2 separate regions of the Homo sapiens genome follow, and region 2 is linked to region 1. A link is a contact called in ENCODE Hi-C or POLR2A ChIA-PET data. All regions are on one chromosome and are shown on one strand. The core of a region is the stretch at or near the end of the contact, and the rest is flanking DNA. Distances in the headings are between cores, read along the strand shown.

Region 1 (7,903 bases), core at 4,824-7,323:
GGCAGTGAGTGCTGTGGACCCACCTCCACCTACCTCATCCCAAGAAACTCCACCTGGTGAGGCAGCCACTGGACGCTGTTGATGTTTTGCCTGCCTCTGTGGACAGGGAGGTATGAGAGTACCCCCGTCTAGTTGTCTAGTTCTAGAGACCCAAGGCTTCTGAGCTGCCAACCTGCAGGACATCATCTGTATCATGGCACCTGTGGACATCAGAAGTCCTAACCTGCCCACAGGTGGCCAGTGGCGGGGCGTGTACGGGGAACACACCTAAGTGTATTGGAGACCTGGCCATGTGAATGCAAGCTGGTCTTGCTCCTCCCCTGCCAGTGGTGTGGCAAAAAGGCATTGGCAGGATCCAAGACAGTGTACCAAGTACCCGGAGCCCACGTGATGGGCTCGGTATGGTCACAGTGTGTAGGACAGCTAGGGCTCTGGGAGCAATGGCTGACTTCTGTTGGTGGTAATCCACTGTCAGCCACCAGCAGCTCTTACCTGCTCCACTGGCCACTCAGGGATGTTGTGTTGCCATATTTCATCTCTTTTTTTTTTTTTTGACACGGAGTGTCACCCAGTGATTGTCACCCAGGCTGGAGTGCAGTGGCGTGATCTCGGCTCACTGCAGCCTCTGCCTCCTGGGTTCACATGATTCTCCTGCCTCAGCCTCGCGAGTAGCTGGAACTATAGGGGCCCGCCACTATGCCCAGCTAATTTTTGTAGTTTTAGTAGAGACTGGGTTTCTCCATGTTGGCCAGGCTGGTCTTGAACTCCTGACCTCAGATGATTCACCCGCCTCGGCTTCCCAAAGTGCTGGGATTAGAAGCTTGAGCCACCACGACCAGCCTTTATTTTTTTGAGGCAGACTCTCACCCTGTTGTCCAGGCTGGAGTGCAGTGGCACGATCTCGGCTCACTGCAACCTCCACCTCCCGGGTTCAAGTGATGGGTTCAAGGGATTCTTATGCCTCAGCCTCCCGAATAGCTGGGACTATAGGTGCCCGCCACCACACCTGGCTAATTTTTTTGTATTTTTAGTAGAGACGGGGTTTCACCATGTTGACCAGGCTGGTCTCTAACTCCTGGTGTCAAGTGATCTACCGGCCTCAGTCTCTCAAAGTGCTGGGATTACAGGCGTGAGCCACCACGCCCAGCCCCATATTTCATCTCTTAGTCCCCCTACTGCCCTTAATCCCTCAATCAAACCTCTGATGCGCCTTTTTCCCTCTGGGATTCTGTACCGCTTCTGGGATTCTGTACCCGCCCTGAAAGCGGGTTGCAGAGAGATTCACACATCCCACTGGCCCTTCTCTGCATTCAGTGCTTGCCAATAGGGAGAGTCCCCTCTGGCACGTACAGGATGGAAGTATGGGGATGAAACACAGCTCCTACGCGGCAACACACACATAGAAGCATCAAAAACAGGGCATCGAATTGGCCCAAAATGCCACACCCACAAGATCACATCAGCCTTCACTCCCCATTTCAAACCGTGCACAAATCCGGTGAGCGGAATCCAGAGAACTTTTCCTTCCACTGGTCCAAACAGGAGAGTGATGTGGGCTACTCATATCCGACAGAGCCATAAAGTTTGAGTTCTTCTTCTCCTCCAAGTTCTCCAGCACACTTGGATGGTGCCCACGGCCTGGGAACCTCTAATCATCTTTCTTCCTAACGTAAGTGGAGGGGGGTGAGAGGTGGAAGGAGGAAGTCCATGAACAAGGTTCTGCGTTTATTTTCAGGCAGCGTGGCAACGGCTCATGACTCAGCCAGGGACTGTTCCATGATTTTCAATCCATCCAATGCTCCGTACCAGGCAGTGAGCTTCTCACAGCTGACCCATCTACTTCAGTTTTGGGAGCCCCATGGCTTAGTAGCCATTGCCATGTTGTTTTCAGCTGGATCTGTGGAGTTTGCACCATTTGGCCAACTCGAGCTTGGTGTCCCAGTGGCAATCTTATTTGAGGATTCTTCCTACTTTAGACAAAATAGATGTAACAGAGTTGATTTGAGCATTAAAGGAGGCATGAATCAGGCAGCACTCAAAGGTGGAAGAGGCTCTGGGAGCTCTGTCTTAGCAGTGTGAGCAGCAGGCTTTTACAGGCTGAATGTGGAAGTGAAGTACGGAAATAACTCAAGGCCAGGCTAGGCACCGTGGCTCACACCTGTAATCCCAGCAGTTTGGGAGGCCGAGGCAGGCAGATCACATGAGGTCAGGAGTTCAAGACCAGCCTGGCCAACATGGTGAAACCCCGTCTTTACTAAAAATACAAAAATTAGCTGGGCATGGTGGTGTGCACCTGTAATCCCAGCTAATCGGGAGGCTGAGGCAGGAGAATCGCTTGAACCCAGGAGGCGGAGGTTGCAGTGAGCCGAGATCACACCACTGCACTCCAGCCTGAGCAACAGAGCATGACTCTGTCTCAAAAAAAAAAAAAAAAAAGAAAAAGAAAAAAAAAAGAAAAGAAATAACTCAAGACCTTTGCCTTATTTGGGTGTGGTCTGATTGGTTGGCTGCCCGTGATTGATTGGTTGAAACCTGGCTATCTGTTAACAAACTACTGAATAAAGTTGTTGTTGGTTAGTGGGAACTCCCAGTACAGAGACGGCCTCAGGCAATGACTGCTCCTTATTTTGCTTTAAACAACTTTAATCTAGCCGGGCAGGGCATGGTGGCTCACGCCTGTAATCCCAGCCTTTTGGGAGGCCGAGGCGGGCAGATCACCTGAGGTCAGGAGTTCCAGACCAGCCTGGCCACCATGGTGAAAGTCCTTCTCTACCAAAAATACAGAAATTAGCCACGCATGGTGGCAGGTGCATGTAGTCCCAGCTACTCGGGAGGCTGAGGCAGAAGAATCGCTTGAACCTGGGAAGCAGGGGTTGCAGTGAGTCAAGATCGTGTCACTGCACTCCAGCCTGGGTGACAAGAGCAAAACTCATCTCAAAATAAATAAATAGATAAATATAAATAAATAAAATTCAGTGGTGCCTCTTCCTCCTGCTCCAGCCACGTAGGACACACCTGTGTCCCCTTCACCTTCTGCCACGATGATGTTTCCTGAGGCCTCCCCAAAAGCAGAAGCCGCTATGCTTTCTGTACAGTCTGAGGAACTGTGGGCCAATTCAACCTCTTTTCTTTCTAAATTACCCAGTCTCAGGTATTTCTTTGTACCCATGTGAGAATGGACTAATATAGATGGTTTTGGGAGGTGGTGCCTTTGGGAGGTGACAAGGTCATAAGGGTGGAGTTCTCATGAATGAGATCAGGGCCTTTATAAAGGAGACCCCTGGCCGGGCACGGGGCCTCAAGCCTGTAATCCCAGCACTTTGGGAGGCCGAGGCAGGTGAATCACCTGAGGTCAGGAGTTCGAGATCGGCCTGGCCAACATGGTGAAACCCCGTCTCTACTAAAAATACAAAAATCAGCCTGGGGTGGTGGCGGGCACCTGTAATCCCAGCTACTCGGGAGGCTGGGGCAGGAGAGTCACTTGAACCCGGGAGGCGGAGGTTGCAGTGAGCCAAGATTGCGCCATTACACTCCAACCTGGGCAACAAGAGCGAAACTCCATCTCAAAAAAAAAAAAGAAGAGACCCCCACCCCGGCTGCCAGGAGACCCCTGACTGCATTCACCACGTGACGTCTATCAGGAGGCGGGCGCTCACCAGACACGGAATCTGCCTGCACCTCGATATTGGACTTTCTGGCCTCCATCACTGTGAGAAATGCATTTCCATTGTTTGTAAGCCACCTGGCTTGTGGTGTTTTGTCAAAGCTGACTAGGACAGTCACTTTCCCTTCACCAGGACTGCAAACCCCGTGTCTCAACTGTGGCTTCCTGTGAGTTTGTCTGTCAGCAAAACCTCCTGAAATGGGCCAGAGCCCCCCTTAGAGCAGCAGGACATGCCACAGACTTCAGAGACCTTTCACTGTGCCCCCAGGACAGATCTAGAGTTGGCTGGAAAGGTGCAGGAGCAGCTGGGCCATGCCTCCTTAATAACACTGGGGGCTCCACCCCCATCTGTCAAGGGAACCAAAGCTCCAAGGACTTCCTAGTTTCTGCCCTCGGTGGGAGTGCAGCTGCGGTCAGGAGACCTACACATCTGTGACTGTCAGAGCGGCAAGACCTTCTGCTCGCAGAGACACATCTTTTCTTTCTCTCTTTCTTTCTTTTGAGACAGAGTCTCGCTCTTGTCGCCCAGATTGGAGTGCTGTGGTGTGATCTCGGCTCACCGCAACCTCCGCCTCCCTGGTTCAAGCAATTCTCCTGCCTCAGCCTCCCGAGTAGCTGGGATTACAGGCATCTGCCACCAGGCCCAGCTAATTTTTTGTAGTTTTAGTAGAGATGGGATTTCACCTTGTTGGCCAGGCTGGTCTCGAACTCCTGACCTCAGGTGATCCACCCGCCTTGGCCTCCCAGAGTGCTGGGGTTACAGGCGTGAGCCACCGCGCCCGGCCCTCTAAATCATTTTTAAGCACACAGTCAGTGACATTAGGTATGTTCACATTGTTGTACAGCCCTCACTGCCATCTGGCTCCAGAACTTTTCCATCTTGTAAAACTATCTTGAACTATACAGGTGCAGTGGCTCACACCTGTAATCCCAGCACTTTGGGAGGCCGAGGCGGGCAGATCACCTGAGGTCAAGAGTTTGAGACCAGCCTGGCCAACATGGTGAAAACCCATCTCTACTAAAAATACAAATATTAGCTGGGTGTGGTGGTGGGCGCCTATAATCCCAGCTACTCGGGAGGCCGAGGCAGGAGAATCGCGGGAACCGGGGAGACGGAGGTTGCAGAGAGCCGAGATCGCGCCATTTTACTCCAGCCTGGGTGACAGAGTGAGACTCCATCTCAAAAAAAAAAAAAAAAAAAAAAAGGCAAAATTGATCTCACTCGAGGTCTTTAACCTAATTACAGCTGTAAAGACCCCATTTCCACAGAAAGTTACATTTACACATTCCAGGGGGACTTATCTTTTGGGGGGCACCATTTAACCCACTGCAGTATCAAAATCAAGGTGCAGGGCAGCACGTGCAGTGTGGTACCATTTTCATTTTTGTCATTTAGCTCTGTGTGTGTGTGTGCACATGGGTGTGTGCCCGCGTGCGTGTGTGTGTGTGTGTGTCAATCTCCCTGTGTTCCTTCCATGTATAGGTGATTGAACCTCTCTTGCTATTTTTTTTTTTTTTATCCGAGACAGAGTTTCACTTTTGTCACCCAGGCTGGAGTGCAGTGGCACGATCTCGGCTCACTGCAACCTCCACCTCCCAGGTTCAAGCAATTCTCCTGCCTCAGCCTCCTGAGTAGCTGGGACTACAGGCGCGCACCACCATGCCCGGCTAATTTTTTGTATTTTTAGTAGAGATGGAGTTTCACCATGTTGGCCAGGCTGGTCTCGAACCCCTGACCTCAGGTGGTCCACCCGCCTTGGCCTCCGAAAGTGCTGGGATTACAGACGTGAGCCACCATATCCAGCCCTCTCTTGCTATTTGCAAAGGTGTAAGTGGGGGGACTGAATCGTGTCCCCACTAAATTCCTTCCTGGAAGCCCTAACCTGCAAGGAGAGGGTATTGACGATGTAGCCTATGGGAGGTGCCTGGGGGTGGATGAGGTCATGAGGGTGGGCCTTAGTAGAAAGGGCACAGGTGCCCTCCCCTTATTCCTTATCCCACCCTCGCGTCAGGACGCAGCAAGAAGGCACTAGAGAAGGGAGGCAGGGCTGAGAACGGGGAAAAGGGCTGGATCCTTAGAGAGGCCAGGGCTGGGAACCTCAGGCGGGTTCCCAGGATCTGCCAGGAAGAGGACCCTCACCAGAGCCGGACCACGGGGCGCCCCCACCCCCAGCCTCCAGACCCGTGGGGAGGAAACGTCTGCTTTGTGAGGATGTCCTGGCCGGCGGAGACAAACCTGAATCCTGCGGGCGCTGGGGCCCCCGGATCCTCCACAGCTGCTCAAAATGAGGGTGACGCAGAGAGACACCACAATAAACTCGAAAGTAGCAGACGGTGAAACCGTCTCCATGCTGTCAACGTGTGAGCAACGTTCAGCGTCCGAGTCACAGGGAACACAGGAGGCCATCCCACCGAGCGGGGCTGTGACTCGTGTTCATAACTGTCATCACCCTAGTACCTGCCGCTCCTCCTGGAGAAAATTCGGATGTCCCAGGTGGGCTGAAGCACACAGGAAGGTGGGGGTGGAGAGACAAGGGAGGCAGGGCTGAGCACAGAGCTGCGTCCTTCGAGAGGCTGGGGCCGGGAACCTCAGGCGGGTTCCTCTAAAACAGCCCTTGTCGCTGTTGTTCATGTCCTTATCACCGACGTCTTGAACGTTCATTGTAAAATATGCAGGTTCATCTGAGGCAGGACAGGCGGTCGAGGAAGTGACCGTGTCCTCGGAACGTGGCAACCGCGGTGACCCCACAGTCAACACAATAAGCCCTAGCGTTGGCACTGTAGTCCCACTCACTCAAGCGCAGCTGTCTCCAGTAGGGGCTTTCCCTGTAGACAGCATGAGCTTTTTTTTTTTTTTTTTGAGGTGGAGTCTCGCTCTGTCTCCCAGGATGGAGTGCAGTGGGGCAACCTTGGCCCAGTGCAACCTCCACCTCCCAGGTTCAAGCGATTCTCGTGCCTCAGCCTCCCGAGTAGCTGGGATTACAGGCACCTGCCAGCACACCTGGCTGATTTTTTTTTTTTTTTTGGAGACACAGTCTTGCTGTATCCTCCAGGCTGCAGTGCAGTGGTGCGATCTCGGCTCACTGCAACCTCCATCTCCCGGGTTCAAGCAATTCTCGTGCCACAGCCTCCCGAGTAGCTGGGATTACAGGCATGTACCACCACGCCCAGCTAACGTTTTATTTTTAGTAGAGATGGGATCTCACTATGCTGTCCAGGCTGGTCTCAAACTCCTGGCCTCAAGTGATCCTCCCCCATCTCGCCTCCCAAAGTGCCGGGATTCCAGGCGTGAGGCCCTGTGCCCGGCCAGAGGAATGAAGTTCTGGCCCAGGCTATGTGGGTGAGTCGTGAAGCTGTCATGCTGAGTGAAAGAATCCAGGCACAAAGGTCCACATGGTCCTGATTCCGCTTCTATGAAATTTCCAGAACGGGCAAATCCACAGACACACGAAGATGAGTGGTTGCCATGGGCTGGGGGAGGGAGCAGTGGGGAGCGAGTGCCTATGGGGAAGGCGTTTCCCTTTGGGGGGATGAAAATGTTCTGGAGGTGATGGTTGCAAAACATTGGAGGCGTTGCAAAAAACTGAAAGTGCTAAATTATACACTTTTTTTTTTTTTTGAGATGGAGTCTCACTCTGTTGCCCAGGCTGGAGTGCAATGGTACCATCTTGGCTCACTGCAACTTCCGCCTCCTGGGTTCACGTGATTCTCCCGCCTCGGCCTCCCAGGTAGCTGGGATTACAGGCATGCGCCACCACACCCAGCTAATTTTTGTATTTTTAGTAGAGACAGTGTTTTACCATGTTGGCCAGGCTGGTCTCGAACTCCTGATCTCAGGTGATCTGCCCACCTCAGCCTCTCAAGGTGTCAGGATTACAGGCATGAGCCACTGTGCCCGGCCAAATTGTACACTTTAGAATAATTTTATGTTACATGAATTTCACTTCAATAAAAAAATATAGGTAAGGGCTGGGTGCGGTGGCTCACGCCTGTAATCACAGCACTTTGGGAGGCTGAAGCGGGCGGATCACTTGAGGTCAGGAGTTCGCGAATAGCCTGGCAAACATGGTGAAACCCCGTCTCTACTAAAAATACAAAAATTAGCTGGGCATGGTGATGGGCATCTGTAATTCCAGCTACTCGGGAAGCTGAGGCAGGAGAATCGCTTGAACCCAGAGGCGGAGGCTGCAGTGAGCCGAGATCACACCATTGCACTCCAGCCTGGGCAACACAGGGAGA
Region 2 (7,903 bases), core at 3,244-5,743, 520 kb before region 1:
TCCACTCCCTGAAACCTGCAGCACCTGCTGCACCCACCACCCTCTTGTCGACACGCTCCTTCTCTTGGAGGCCTTTCCTGGGGTCCCCCCAGTTCCATGCGCTGTATCCTCCTGCTGTCCGACCCATGGACTGACCCCAGCTCACAGTCTCAGTCTCGGCCCCAGGGAGCGCAGGTCAGCTCAAATCCAGACCTGGCTCAGCTAGGGCTGTGGACACGCTGCAAGCCCTCGTGCAGTCTCTGGGCAGACCCGGGACTTGCAGGCCAGGGGAAAGTGTGGACGTCATGAGGCAGTGGCATCCCTGTCCTTGCAGTGTCCACAGTGACTGTGTGTGTGTGTTCTCGGGTCCACATAAAGGGGCAGATGCCCTGTGTCCAGCTACAACCCCCTCCCAAAGGAGCCTGCAGCAAAGAAGAATTGCTGGGAGGAAGATCACCCTGCTTTATTGCCTGGGCCTTAAGGTAATCAGGGGTGTCCCTCTCCAGCCAGGACCTGGGATTCCGTTTCAGGAGCTCGGGCTGAACGGCCACCTTCCTGGTGGGTCTGAGCCCCAGTGCCTGGTGTGAAGGGGCAGACGCCCATGACAACAGCCACCCCGCATGTCCCGGCATGTCCCGGCACTGTGTGAGCCACATTTGCTGAAGTCTGGGTCCTGGCCCTGGCAGGGTGGGCTGGGCTAGGAGATGACACAGCAGCAGCAGCTGTGGCAGCGGCAGAAGGGGGGGCAGTGGCAGCAGTGGCAGCAGGGGCAGCAGCAGCAGTGGTGGGCGATGTCATCCCCGCGCCCCGCGGGCGGAGGGCCAGCGTAGGTCAGTCCGGCCTGGCGCTGACTGCTGCTGTAGGGGTTGCCAGGCTGCTGCCAGGCCTGCTGGTTCTGGATGGGGGCAGCCCCCTGGTTACCCTTGGCGCCCTTGGGCCCTGGGACCTCGGTCGGCTGCAAGAGGTGGGTTGGCTCTGGGGCACAGGGCCCCACTGGCAGGGGCTGCATCTCCGAGGATGAGGAACAGGTGGAAGCCACCTCTAACTGCTGCCCCAGGTCAGGCCGCAGGTGAGCCCGGGGGATGCTGATGTGGGCATATGGGTTCTTGACGACCATCTCTTGGGGGTCCATGGTCCAGCCTGCAGGGGTGGGCAGAGAAGACAGACATGAACTCAGTGGAGTGGGATGGCTGCCCACGAGCCTGCGGCCCAGGAAAGCCCCCACCAGGAGCAGCGTGCCTCGTCCAAGCTCAGCATCCCCAAGGCATCAGTGCCGGGGTGCCATCACCTCCAAATGTGTGTGCAAGGCTAGTGTCATGGGTGTGAGCCAAGTGTGAGCAAGCAGCAAGGGCCGGTGTCTCCCAGCTGCCACCCCTGCCAGGGATCCTCCCCCTCCCCTGGTGGCATTGGTCCTGGGATGGAGCTGGGAATGGGGTCGGGGAGGCTGAGAGATGGGAGAGAAGGGGGCTGACCCTGCAGTGCCCCTGAGTTCAGGGCAGTCCCGGCGGCCAAGGGCTTACCTGTGGTGGCAACACGGCAGTCTGTCCTCTCGGTCTTCTGAGCTCTAGGTCCCAGTGCCTGAGTTGAGCGACTGGCAGCCGCCTTTTCCCTCCTTGGGAGGGGCGGGGCCATGGGGCGGGGCTCAGAGATGGGGTTCCCAAGATCCCAAGAGGCCCCAGCAACTGGAGCACGACAGCTGGCCCAGCCCTCGTCCTCAGGTGGGTGGCAGCCCAGGCCTGGGCTCTGAGGGGCACTGCCAAACCAGTGACTCAGCCCCTCACATCCGGGGCATGGCCTGGGCCCTAAAGGGCATCTGCAGCTTGCCTGAGAGGAGGGCAGGAGGTGAGCCTGAGGTCACGGCTCTGGAAAGGAAGTGGGGTGAGGCCCTCAGATTCCCGGGCCTGCAGTCCCCAGCCATTGCTCACACACCTCAAAGCCCCGGCGAGGCAGGGCTTCTAAGCCTCTGAGCCTCTTCTTAGCAGAGACCAAGATGCTTGAGAGCCATTGGCTCTTGGAGGCTTTCTGCTTCTTTTCTGAGATGGAGTCTTGCTCTGTTGCCCAGGCTGGAGTGCAGCTGCGCGATCTCGGCTCACTGCAACCTCTGCCTCCCGGGTTCAAGCGATTCTCCTGCTTCAGCCTCCCGAGTAGCTGGGATTACAGGCAACCACCACCACGCCTGGCTAATTTTTTGTATTTTTAGTAGAAACAGGGTTTCACCATGTTGGCCAGACTGGTCTCCAACTCCTGACCTCAGGTGATCCGCCTGCCTTGGCCTCCCAAAATGCTGGGATTACAGGCGTGAGCCACCGCGCCCGGCCGATTTTTGAGACAGGGTCTCACTCTGCCATCCAGGCTGGGGTGCAGTGGCATGATCTGGCTCACTGCGGCCTCAACCTCCTGGGCTCTAGTGATCCTCCCACCTCAGCCTCTTGAGTAGCTGGAAGGACTACAGGTGCACCACCACGCCGGCTAATTCTTTATAGAGATGTAGGTCTCACTATGTTGCCTAGGCTCATCTCAAACTCCTGGACTGAAGTGATCCGCCTGCCTCCACCTCCCAAAGTGCTGGATTCCAGGCGTGAGCCAGCGTGCCCAGTGGCTTTTCTGCTTTTTTCACTGATAAAAAATGTTTGATTTGCACGTTTTGTCACAGGTCTTATCTTACAATCAGTGACACGGGCTTTAGACACTACTGACATTTTTAGCTCATTTCTCAAACTGCAGTTACCCTCTGGCTGGCGGGCGTGGGGGCCACACGCGCCCCCCCAGCGTCCCCACCTTGGGCCCCCCGCCTCCAGCCGAACCCAGGCTCCATCTGCACCGGCGCAGGCAGGGGTGCAGCGGGCACTGGCGAGTGCCGCGGGGACGACCCACGGCAGTGGGGCCCTTGGGGCCCAGGGGAGCACCAGGAAGGGCGGGTTCCAGTCAGACGTGGCCTGTGTAGGGCCAGTCAGACCGGTCGGGACATGAGTTCAGGCAACCCGGCCCCGATTTGGGGAGAACTGGGTGCTCCTGGGGACCCAAAACTTGAGAGGCCGGCGACGGAAGTCCACTGCGCAGGCGCCGGAAGTCCCGCCCACCTCCCTGCCTGCCACTTGAGTGGCGCCTATGGCGCATGCGCAAACAAGGCAGGAACCGGCCGTGGAAATATTATTGCCCAGAAGCCCACGCGCTCCGGGGTTTCCCGAAAGACCCGGTTCGGATGTGACCAATACTCGGCTTGGGGTTCTCCAGCTCTGAATGGCGGGTCTGAAAAGGCCTGGCCTGGGGGGCGGGGCCTCGTGGCGGGGGCGGGATCTCATCCCCTACGGGGTGGGGTCTCGCTGAGGGGGCGGGGCCTGCGGCCTGGTGCTTCCTCGGGCGCACGCCGGGTCGGTGAGCAGAGTCTGCGGCGGAGCTGGGCTCCCGGCCCTCCCCAGGCCCAGGCTGCCTCAGTTGCCCCACCATCTTGCCAGGGCCCCGTAAGGACCCCTCCAGCAGCGCCCCTGTCACCCGCACACCTCTCCCTATTGCTCTTCTGAGTGACACTCGCCCGAGGCCCCACAGAGGGGCCAAGCCAGACCCTATGCGCAGGGCTGCTCCTCCAGCCTGTTTTGCCCACGCGAGCTCCCGCACCAGCGGCACCGTCCCCTCTGGGCTCAGCACTCTGCAGGCCCTGGGGCTCTGCCTAGAGCAGGTGCGGTCTGGCCAGTCCAGCGGAGAGAGGAGCTGAAGGAGGCCAGGATGTCCAGGGCCAGGTGCGGGGCCAGAGCTGGTCACAGCGTGGCAGCGGAGGCCCTCGAAGCCCTGGTCCCCTGCCTCACGGTGACCAGCAAGCCCGAGGGCTCCACAGGCAGAAGGCGGACCCAGGAGGGCAGGGAAGCCCCGGGTGAGGAAGCGGAGAGGCCCGGGCCTGCGCGCTGGAGTGCCAGGGGCCACCCTGTCCGGGCAGGTGCGGTCCTCAGGGCCGCCTCCACCCCGCACTGGGCTGCCAGCCTGTCCTTCGCGCACTCCCACCGGACCCGTCCGTCCACCGGCCTCGGCCTTCTGATCCGCTCCGCCCGCCCCGCTCTTGCCCCTTAGAGTCACAGCGATCTATCTGAGCTACGGCACCGGGCACAGGCGGAGCTGGAGGACTCGGGGCCTTCCCATGGGGCGGGGGGCCGGGGACGGGGGAAGGCACCGGTGGGCCCTGGAACCAGCTCCCCTGGGATCCTCCGCGCAGGTCCCCTCCCTCTCACTCCAGAGTCCTGAGGCCTCCTACTGTGAGGGAGGAGAACAGCCGGATTCTCCTCCTGAATCTGGGGGGGCGGGGGCTTGACCAGGACCCAGGATCAGCCTGGAGAGAACTGGGGGCGACGCGGGGGTCCTGCCCCCCACGCAGTCCGCGGGCGAGAGCGACGCCGGGAGCGGACCGAGGGGCGGCCGGGAGGCTGGCCCCGCCCCGCGGACCCCGCGCGGGTCCCCAGACGGGGGGTGGCGCTGCGGGCGCGGGCGGGCGCCGCGCGCACTGCGGTCCCCGCGCCTCCGCCGCAGAGCGCGCCACGCTCCGCACGCACCTGCCGCCGTCGCCGCCGTGCCGAAACCCGCGCCCCGCGCCCCACGCCCGCGCCCGCGCCCCTCGGTGCCGCCCGGGCCCCGCCATCGCCTGAGGTCGCTGCGGCCGCCGCCGGAGCCGCCGGAGCCCCCCGAGCTGCCGGGCCGAGGCGCGGGCGCCGCGTCCGGGCCTGCCTTTGAGACAACCTCTGCGGCGGCGGCGCGCGGCCGGGACGCCAGGCTGGGGCAGGTGAGCGCAGGGGGCGGGGGCCGGGGGCGGACTCAGCGCCCCTCCCCACGCGACGGGGGTCGGCCCTCGGGAAGGTGCGTCTGGCCTTGGAGGCGGGGACCGGGGAGGGGGTTGGGTTCTGAGGCCCGCGGAGGTCGGGATCCCACGGCTGAGGTCAGGGTCAGAGGTCGGGCGCCCGGTCCTTTGTGCAGGGCGAGGGCTAGGGTGGGGGTGGCCGGGGCACTGCCCTCATGCCGTCTCTCACCTGCAGCTCAGGCCTGGCCCAGGCCTCGCCTCTGCTCCTGCCGCGGAGCCTGCCGCCCCGGTCCTCCTGCAGCCAGCGCTTCGGCTAGCTGCCTTCCCTGGGCGCCCTGTCCTGGAGCCATGGGGCCCACCCAGCCCCTGCCTGCCCCGATGTCCCGGCCCGCGGCCTGCTGACCTCGGCTGCAGGGGGAGCCCCCCCCGCGCCCCCTCGCCAGCCTCAGCAGCCAGAGACCCTGGGTGAGACCCTGGGCCAGACCCCCAGCCCAGGGCAGCCTCCCACCCCTCCCTGCCCCCGCCTGCCTCCCCCTCCCCCACCCCTTCCTCCTCCTCCCAGGACTGGACCAGAGAAGCCACTGTGGCCACTGGGGGGGGCCCTGCACCCCCAACTCTCGCCGGCTGTCCCTAGGAGTCCACGGGCCGTCCGGGGCCCCCCCCAGGCCTGGCGGGACCAGGATGCTGCCCTGTCACCTGCCCCCCAGCCCCACACAACGCCCCCACCCACCCGAACATCCAGTCTGACTGGAGACAGCCGGATGCCCTCTGACCCCGGGCCCGAGGCGGGCAGTGGCTGGCCGGGCCTCCTCATGTCCTGCCTGAAGGGTCCCCATGTCATCCTCAAGATGGAGGCCATGAAGATTGTCCACCCTGAAAAGTTCCCTGAGCTACCGGCTGCCCCCTGCTTCCCGCCTGCTCCCCGGCCCACCCCAACTCTGGCACCCAAGCGTGCCTGGCCCTCAGACACAGAGATCATTGTCAACCAGGCCTGTGGGGGGGACATGCCTGCCTTGGAAGGGGCACCCCATACCCCGCCACTGCCACGGCGGCCCCGTAAGGGAAGCTCGGAGCTGGGCTTTCCCCGCGTGGCCCCAGAGGATGAGGTCATTGTGAATCAGTACGTGATTCGGCCTGGCCCCTCGGCCTCGGCGGCTTCTTCGGCGGCGGCAGGCGAGCCCCTGGAGTGCCCCACCTGTGGGCACTCCTACAATGTCACCCAGCGGAGGCCCCGCGTGCTGTCCTGCCTGCACTCTGTGTGTGAGCAGTGCCTGCAGATTCTCTACGAGTCCTGCCCCAAGTACAAGTTCATCTCCTGCCCCACCTGCCGCCGTGAGACTGTGCTCTTCACCGACTACGGCCTGGCCGCGCTGGCTGTCAACACGTCCATCCTGAGCCGCCTGCCGCCTGAGGCGCTGACGGCCCCATCCGGGGGTCAGTGGGGGGCTGAGCCCGAGGGCAGCTGCTACCAGACCTTCCGGCAGTACTGTGGGGCCGCGTGCACCTGCCACGTGCGGAACCCACTGTCCGCCTGCTCCATCATGTAGTAGCGCCTGCCTGCCCGCCACTGCCCGCTGAGCCTCGCTCGCTGCTTCTTCAGGGACCCGGCCCTGCCCTGCCGCCCGCTGACCCTTCCTTCCCCACCATGGCTTCCGGCCCCACCCCGAGTGGCATTGTCGCTGCAGCCAACTTTGCCATTAAAACTCTTTGCCAAAGTTTGCACCTGTTCCTGGACTGAAGCTTGCTCCTGTGGGCTGTGCTCAGGCCTGGGCCTAGGGTGGGCACCCAGGGCTGCAACCCAGAGAGGGCCCAGCTTGGAGCTGCCAGAGAGAGGCCCAGCGCTGCTCGGGTTGGGCCTGCCCTGCGCACTGGGGGCCAGGCTGGGCTGTGCATGCAGCTCAGGAGGGCCGGGTGGGCTGTGTCGGTGCAAACCCCCACACGTACAGAGTGGGCTGCTTGTGTGCGCCTGGCAGGACTACCTGGTGGGTGTGCAGAGACACCCCAGCTGGGCAGAGAGGACATTTTCAATGGTGTGGGGGTGCCTGTGTGGGGGACAACTCAGTTGATTTCCCTCCTGGTGCCCATCTGGACCTGAGCACCCACCTGGGTCTTCCAGGGTTGTGTGGGAGTAGCCTTTGGGCATGTGCAGGAGTTAGGGACAAAGACTGGCTGAAATGGTGGTAGGGGAATAAGGACCCAGCGCCTCCTGTCTGGCACCTGGACCACTTGGGTGGGAGGAAGAGCCCGCCCCAGGCTGGGTGCGGTGTCTCACGCCTGTAATCCCAGCACTTTGGGAGGCCAAGGCGGATGGATCACCTGAGGTCAGGAGTTCAAAACCAGGCTGGCCAACGTGGTGAAACCTCTTCTCTACTAAAAATACAAAAAAAATTATCCAGGTGTGGTGGTGCATGTCTGTAATCCCAGCTATTCAGGAGGGTGAGGCAAAAGAATTGCTTGAACTCGGGAGGTGGAGGTTGCAGTGAGCAGAGATCGTGCCACTGCACTCTAGCCTGAGTGACTAAGTGACGCTCTGTCTCAAAAAAAAAAAAAAAAAAAAAAAGCCCGCCCAGATGGTGAAGATGGGGTAACAAAGACAAGTAGTAACAATGGCATCCCCAGGAGCTGGTTTATTGAAAGCTGCTTCACGTTCCAGGATCAGTCCTCCATCTCTCGCTGGGCCACCTGATGTCTCCATCCCAGGTGTGGTGACATGAGGGTGTGCAGGGGCAGAGCTTATGTTCCAAGGCCTGGGTGGGCCCTTGTCCCCTGCAACACAGGCCAGCGCCAACCCCCACCTGGTCTGGGCCTGATCAAGTGGGGAGAGGAGCCTTTGCAGGCTGAATTTTCGCAGCATGGACCCCTCCCCCGGCTGGCCTGACCTTCAGGGACACACACTGGCCCTTATCTGAACACAGGGTGGGCGGAGTCCCTGCCCTCTCCAAGGAACTGACTCACTGCTGTATCTCTGTTTGCTTTCATGCCTGCTGTGCTCAGCTGGCCCTCGGAGGGGAAGTGTGGCCGGCGTCAGCCCGTGGCCAGTACGGTGCCCGTCTGCCGCAGGGTGAATGGGGTCCTGCTCACAGACTTTCCTGCTGGGCTGGCCTCCTCCAGGAGCTGTCCTTGGGCGCTGGTGTCCTTGGGTTC

Evidence for each region. Hi-C counts contacts between places; a loop is a spot of excess contacts on that map. ChIA-PET counts read pairs that join two places held with the same protein, here RNA polymerase II (POLR2A). Pooled maps may share reads with other maps.
Region 2: a map with no recorded cell type shows a loop between it and region 1 (4-fold over the local background). The contact joins the promoter of RNF208 here to the enhancer-like site in region 1. A Hi-C loop is called at or near these places in 1 of 37 single-sample maps with no recorded cell type and 1 of 50 pooled maps. POLR2A ChIA-PET finds 5 or more read pairs at or near these places in 2 of 52 experiments (HEK293T and activated B cell).

What each region holds. Positions count from the first base shown.
Region 1 is chr9:136,699,586-136,707,488 of GRCh38, reverse strand. No RefSeq gene overlaps it. Among named protein-coding and RNA genes, the nearest start is that of DIPK1B, 9.0 kb to the left of the region's middle. RefSeq lists enhancers at 6,070-6,119, 6,160-6,319. Within about 2 kb of position 6,073, at least 3 of the 41 ENCODE cell types and tissues checked have a DNase peak (open chromatin) inside an H3K27ac peak, as active enhancers do.
Region 2 is chr9:137,218,830-137,226,732 of GRCh38, reverse strand. RNF208 (ring finger protein 208) reads left to right here and starts at 4,493. Exons shown (of 2, transcript NM_031297.7): 1 at 4,493-4,744; 2 at 4,995-6,474. The coding sequence starts at 5,521. The coding sequence ends at 6,306. It overlaps NDOR1 (NADPH dependent diflavin oxidoreductase 1), which reads right to left. Exons shown (of 14, transcript NM_014434.4): 14 at 7,372-7,903. CYSRT1 (cysteine rich tail 1) reads right to left here and starts at 1,559. Exons shown (of 2, transcript NM_199001.5): 1 at 1,500-1,559; 2 at 418-1,119. The coding sequence starts at 1,111. The coding sequence ends at 677. LOC122513141 (ring finger protein-like) reads right to left here. Exons shown (of 1, transcript NM_001395982.1): 1 at 7,372-7,903. RefSeq lists silencers at 3,241-3,590, 3,901-3,950, 4,891-4,940 and an enhancer at 7,309-7,903.